Linked DNA regions of Homo sapiens: region 1 is linked to region 2. A link is an interaction called in ENCODE POLR2A ChIA-PET data of the cell type or tissue named here. Cell type or tissue: GM12878. All regions are shown on one strand. Links, peaks and the distances in the headings refer to the core of each region. The heading gives the core; the rest is flanking DNA. Region 1 overlaps ME3 (malic enzyme 3). Region 2 overlaps ME3 (malic enzyme 3).

Region 1 (2,750 bases), core at 251-2,750, 71 kb before region 2:
TGCAAGAGCTGATCTGCCCTGAGCTTGCTCAGGCAGGCAGCACATGGAAGAAGTGGTCCTCCTGAGCCCCACTCTGAGATTTCAGCTGCAGAAAGCCCCAGGAGGGAAGGGTGAATAGAAGCAGAATGGACAGGAGAGGCTGGGTGCTGGGGATGGACACTGTTCCTCTCTCCACCTTGACCTCCTCTCGCCTCCAAAGGTTTGAAGTGCACTGAGGCAGAGGGGAGGCGGCAGTGCCTGTTACTATCATTAAGATCTGTGTGGCAACTTCTCTTGGCCTCCTCTCTTTAGTTACCTCCTGTCACCTCCTCCAAAAAGCCTTGGTTATCCACCTCCCCCAACCACTTTCCTCTAAGCTTCTCACAGAGAATTAATCATGTCCTCATCTTTGTTTTTAAGGAACAAATAACGATGTTAGCTACCTACCACTCACTGAGTACTTAGTGGTGAAGACTTGGCATATCTTATTACATATAATCCTCATAAATCAGCATTTGAAGCAGGGATTATTATTCCAGCTTTGTCGATGAGCAAACTTCTGTTCAAGAGTTGAATGATATGCTCAACATCACAAAACTAGAAGTTGCAGACTTTCAGACCCAGAACTGCCTGATTCCAAAGCCCAGCTCTTATTCACAATTTCACACTCCACTTTATCAACCACTAAGGGCCCCCTACACCAACTTTCTTGATAAAGTGGGACTCACAGACTTTCATTCATTTGTTCATTTATTTAACACATGCTATAAAGTACCTATGTACTAGCATTGTATTGCGGTTGCAAAAATGAATAAGACCAAGTCATGGCCCTGTCTTCGGGGAGAACAGACTCACAAATAGATAGTTGCAAGGCAATATGTTGAAGCCTGGTAGAGGCGTGCATGAAGCTCTGAGGGAGTGTGAGTCACTGCACCCAACCTGGGGGGGAGCACGTCATCCACTTCATCTCTGTCTCCTCTAAAAGGCAACCAAGTCCTCTCAGAAATGATTGCCAACAGTCCCAAGTTTATTCTTATCTCAGAGAAAGGGGCCAATGATGCTACATTAGTTATTCCTATCATTGTTAATAACTTTAATATTTATATTCCAAATCATTTCCTTGCACATTATCTTTGCTGAATCACCTACATCTCTGTAAAGTAGATGAGGTACATATTATTCCCATTTCCCAGACAGGTAAAACCAAGGTCTAGAGAAATAACTCCCTTTCGTAATGTGACAAGAGGGTAAGAACATTAGCTAAAGTGGACCCTCTACATCTTTGCCGCATTTATCCTAGTAACTTGGAACCAGAAGCTTACGTGGGGTGGAGGTGACAGCAAGCATGAGGAGTTCACCCTGGAGCACATTTTCCAAAGGGTTTTGTCTCCAATGGCTGTTTAATGCATTGGCACAACAGTTATTAGAAGCACATTTTAAAAATGTTAGAAGCTGTATGAAGACCTTGAGATATGTTTCAAGGGCAGAGAGTGATGCCTTTTTTACTATGACTGCTTCCCATACACTGAAAGCAGGCTGTGTCCACACCCACACCTTGCTGCATCTGAGAACAAGTTGGCCCCTGCCCAGGCTGGACAACCTGTCAGGGTTGCAAGCTGCCAGTGTTCACAGAAAATGGAGTGAACATCCTTGGAATTTGCAGATACCTTCACATGGAAGGCTTTTTAAAGTGGTACCTCCTTTGAAACTCAGAAGCTTATAAAGAAAACTTCTTCAGCAGCTGTTTTACAGAGTTTTTTGACTTTAAAAACTTTCCCGCCCCTTCCTTTTAAGAGCGACTACGAGAAAGTTGACGTACTGAGTCTTCTCTCAGATTACAAGAGGAAGCCTCCACATGGGAAGCCTAGCAGTTGTCTGGAATGCTGTGACTTATGACTCTTCTGTAGTCATATGTCACATAGGAACTCTGCCGGAAAAAGAGTTCTGACTGGCATCAGGCCAGTGCCCCTCTGGGACAAAGCTTCCAGAGGAAGGAGCAGGCAGCAATCTTTGCTGATCTGCAACCTCCACTGGTGATACCCAGGTGAACAGGGCTTGGAGTGGATCTCCAGCAAACTGCAGTAGACCTGCAGAAGAGGGGCCTCAGTGTTAGAAGAAAAATAAACAAACAGAAAGCAAATACAACAACAACAACAACATCAACAAAAAAGACACCCCCCCCCCCCCCGGCAACAAATACCCCATCCAAAGGTCATCAGCCTCAAAGATCAAAGGTAGATAAATCCGGGAAGATGAGGAAAAACCTGTGCAAAAAGCTGAAAATTCCAAATGCCAAAATGCCTCTTCTCCTCCAAATGATCTCAACACATCTCCAGCAAGGGCACAAAACTGGATGAAGAATGAGATTGACGAATTGACAGAAGTAGGCTTCAGAAGGTGGGTAATAACAAACTCCTTTGAGCTAAAGGTACGTGTTCTAACCCAAAGGAAGGAAGTTAAAAACCTTGATAAAATGTTCCAGGACCTGCTAACTAGAATAACCAGTTTAGAGAGGAATATAAATGACCTCAATAAATCCTCAATAAAATACTGGCAAACTGAATCCAGCAGCACATCAAAAAGCTTATCCACCACAATCAAGTCAGCTTCATCCCTGGGATGCAAGGCTGGTTCAACATACATAAATCAATAAACGCAACATATCACATAAACAGAACCAATGACAATAACCACATGATTATCTCAATAGATGCAGAAAAGGCCTTCAATAAAATTCAACATCCTTTTATGTTAAAAGCTCTCAATAAACT
Region 2 (3,021 bases), core at 212-2,711:
TGATTTGGCTCTTAGTGGTTTTCCAACATTTTGAATTTGTAGGCAACATTTTTAAATCAGGAGATTTCATGAGAAATATATATCCAAGCACTTGGATTTCTGGCTTCTCTGGAAAAGCCAGGAGCTCTGAATATTGGGCCTGTAGTTTGGCATGTGAACAGGTCCACTAGAGCTGATTGGACTGCCTCTGGCTTACCCCAGACCCCTCCCTGCCCTACCCACTGGCCTTTTTCTGGAGGTTCCTCCCCCCCCACCCCTAGGTGCCCTTTTAAAGGTTTAGAATTTCCAAGCCACAGTCTTTCTTGTTTTCTGATGTGTATTTTTCAGTTACTTTAGAAAGTGGAGAGGAAGGTCTCCCTACCTAGGTAGGGAGTCTCTGCTCATCATTCTTTCATAGCACTTGGGAACTGATGCAGAACCTCTTCTTCACTACTTCATTCTGTTCCCACAGTCACTGGGAGAAGTTGGAGTAAGGACTTCTGAAACCCCCAGTGTGGGTCCTGAAGAATGTGTAGGAGTGAGACTGTGCATGGTGGCTCACGCCTGTAATCCCAGCACTTTGGGAGGCTGAGGCGGGCGGATCACTTGAGGTCAGGAGTTTGAGCACAGCCTGGCCAACATGGTGAAACCTCATCTCTACTAAAAATATAAAAATGAGCTTGGCGTGGTGGCAGGCGCCTGTAGTCCCAACTATTCAGGAGGCTGAGCCAGGAGAATAGCTTGAACCCGGGAGGCGGAGGTTGCAGTGAACCTTGTGCCACTGTACTCCAGCCTGGGCAACAGAGCAAGACTCTGTCTCAAAAACGAAAACAAAAAAGGGCTGGGCACAGTGGCTCAAGTCTGTAATCCCAGCATTTCGGGAGGCCGAGGTGGGCAGATCACCTGAGGTCAGGAGTTTGAGACCAGCCTGGCCAACATGGTAAAACCCCGTCTCTTCTAAAAATACAAATATTAGTTGGGTGTGGTGGCACACACCTGTAGTCCTCCCAGCTTCTCGGGAGGCTGAGGCAGGAGAATCACTTGAGCCTGGGAGGCAGAGGTTGCAGTGAGCCGAGATCAGGCCACTGCATTCCAGTCTGGGAGAGAGTAGTGAGACTCTGTCTCAAAAAAAAAAAAAAAAAAAAAAAAAAAGAATGTATAGGGTTGTGTCTCAGATGAGCAAACTGAGGTTAAGTGACTTGTCTGAGGTTACCCACAATTAAGTGTTGGTGCCCAGCCCAGAGCTGTGGTTCTAAGTCATTTCTCCAGCAACTGCTAAGTGGGGGAGACAGAGTTTTTCAAGGCACAGGTATCTTTAGGCCTGTTGCTAGCTGCTTGCCTAGAAAGAGGAGTGGTTCAGAGGAGCCTCTGAATCAACTCAGAAAGTAAAAAATGACTTTCTATGGTTTCCCAGCAAGAAAGCAGAGTTGAAAACTGCAATGTAAGAAAAGTAGGCTGCGATGGAAATGGAGCCAAAGCCCAGGGCTGGGGAGACCACGAAGTTTTGTGGGACTTGCTTTTCAGGAAGGAGGGGGCGGGCCAGGCCAGGCTGCCTTGAGCTGTCCAGCGTAAATCACAAAGAGGAGTGAGAACTGCTTTTCTGACTTTTTCCCACAGTGGCCATTGCCTGGAGCCTATAGGAAGGTCCAGCTGAGAATAGCCTCCTCCCTAACAGTTTTCCCAAGCTCCTAAATCTCTCCCTCACCCCAGTCCCAGGAGCTTCGCAGGAGGAGGTTCTGAGAGCCAAGGGACCCTCCTCTGCTACTGGGCACATCCTCTGTAAACAGCCACTTAGGTGTTTATACTTAGAGCGGATTGCTAGTGCCAAGTGCCTACCTATCATGCATTGGCCCAGTCTGTGTTAAACCCCACTCTGTGCTCATTGTCAGAGGTTAGATTTCCTGAAAAACAGTCTCAGAGACGTATTAGGGAGTGCTCTTTTGTCAGTCAACACTTGTGGCAAGGAAGGAAACAGGATAGAGCAGAAGGAGAGGTTGGGCTGCCGTAAGATCTCAAGCAAGGCTCGCTGAGCCCCTGAGGAGGCTCTGGACCTGGGATGGCCCTTCAAATGCATCCAGAAGTGAGGCAGAGGAGTGGGTCTCTAGATTCCTATATGGGGCTGCCCTTGGAAGGAGGTGTGGCTTTGGGCAAGGTGGCTCTTTTCAGTAGAGGAAATTCCCCTAAGTGGGCTGATATCTGAGGATACAGCTGGGAAAATAACTCTTTCATTCCTGCAGGAGGATCTGGGCAGCACATCATCGTATCCACCTCATGCGGTATGATGCCAAGTGCTCTACATAGATTAACTCATTGGATTTTCATGGCAACCCTGTAAGAGGTAGGGACTATTGTTATCCCCATTTTATAGACAAGGAAGCTGAGAGGTTAGGTTCTTTGCAAGGGAGAAGTGGAACCAAGATTTGAAACTAAGAAGTGTGCATTATTTTTGCGGTAGAAAGAGAGAGAGGGAGAAGCAGAAGAAGAGGAGGAGGAGGATAAAAGGAAAGATGAGAAGGAAGGATGAAACAAAAGAGGAAGAAGAGGGTTGTATAAACAGCACTGTGGGCAACCCTTGTAGCTATGACCATAGCTACAAGTCCAAGGAAGCTCCAGAGCAAGCAAGGACATTTGATCCTCAGGTCAGTATTGGGTCAGTCCCATTGGGTCCACCCAAACTAAAGGGTGTGGGCAATAATTCAGAAAAGGCCTTAGGTCTGAGGCAGGTGGGCAAAGGAAGAATATGGCACAGCCTCCCCCAAACCTCCCCTGAGCCATCAGAGAGACAGGGGAGTTATGAATTATAAAACTCTTCCAAACAAGGAAAATGTGATTCTGTTGTTGTAGAAAAGTTTGCTTGGCTTTAAAGTTCAAGGATGCTGCCCAGGTTTGCCCTCAGCCTTTTGACAATTTGCAGAACTAGTGGCTCCCAGCGTAAGGTCCATTGATGTCACGAAAAACAGGGTGCAGTGTCTTCTCTCTGAACTTGTTAATCCACAGCAGGTCTGAACTCTGTTCAGCGCAGAAGACACTTTGTTTTCTCTG

The links. ChIA-PET counts read pairs that join two places held together with the same protein. Peaks named below come from ENCODE experiments on the same cell type or tissue, not always from the same donor. Only the 100,000 strongest peaks of a DNase experiment are listed, where the experiment ranks them.
Region 1: POLR2A ChIA-PET joins it to region 2 with 5 read pairs; 6 of 35 experiments call an interaction of 5 or more read pairs at or near these places.

The regions. Positions count from the first base shown.
Region 1 is chr11:86,573,815-86,576,564 of GRCh38, reverse strand. All of the region lies in intron 2 of ME3 (malic enzyme 3), which reads left to right. Among named protein-coding and RNA genes, the nearest start is that of ME3, 97 kb to the left of the region's middle. In GM12878, for the core only: no CTCF peak of the experiment used is centred there; no DNase peak of the experiment used is centred there.
Region 2 is chr11:86,502,491-86,505,511 of GRCh38, reverse strand. All of the region lies in intron 5 of ME3 (malic enzyme 3), which reads left to right. Among named protein-coding and RNA genes, the nearest start is that of CCDC81, 130 kb to the right of the region's middle. RefSeq lists silencers at 1,203-1,272, 1,409-1,609. In GM12878, for the core only: no CTCF peak of the experiment used is centred there; a DNase peak (open chromatin) is centred at 1,251.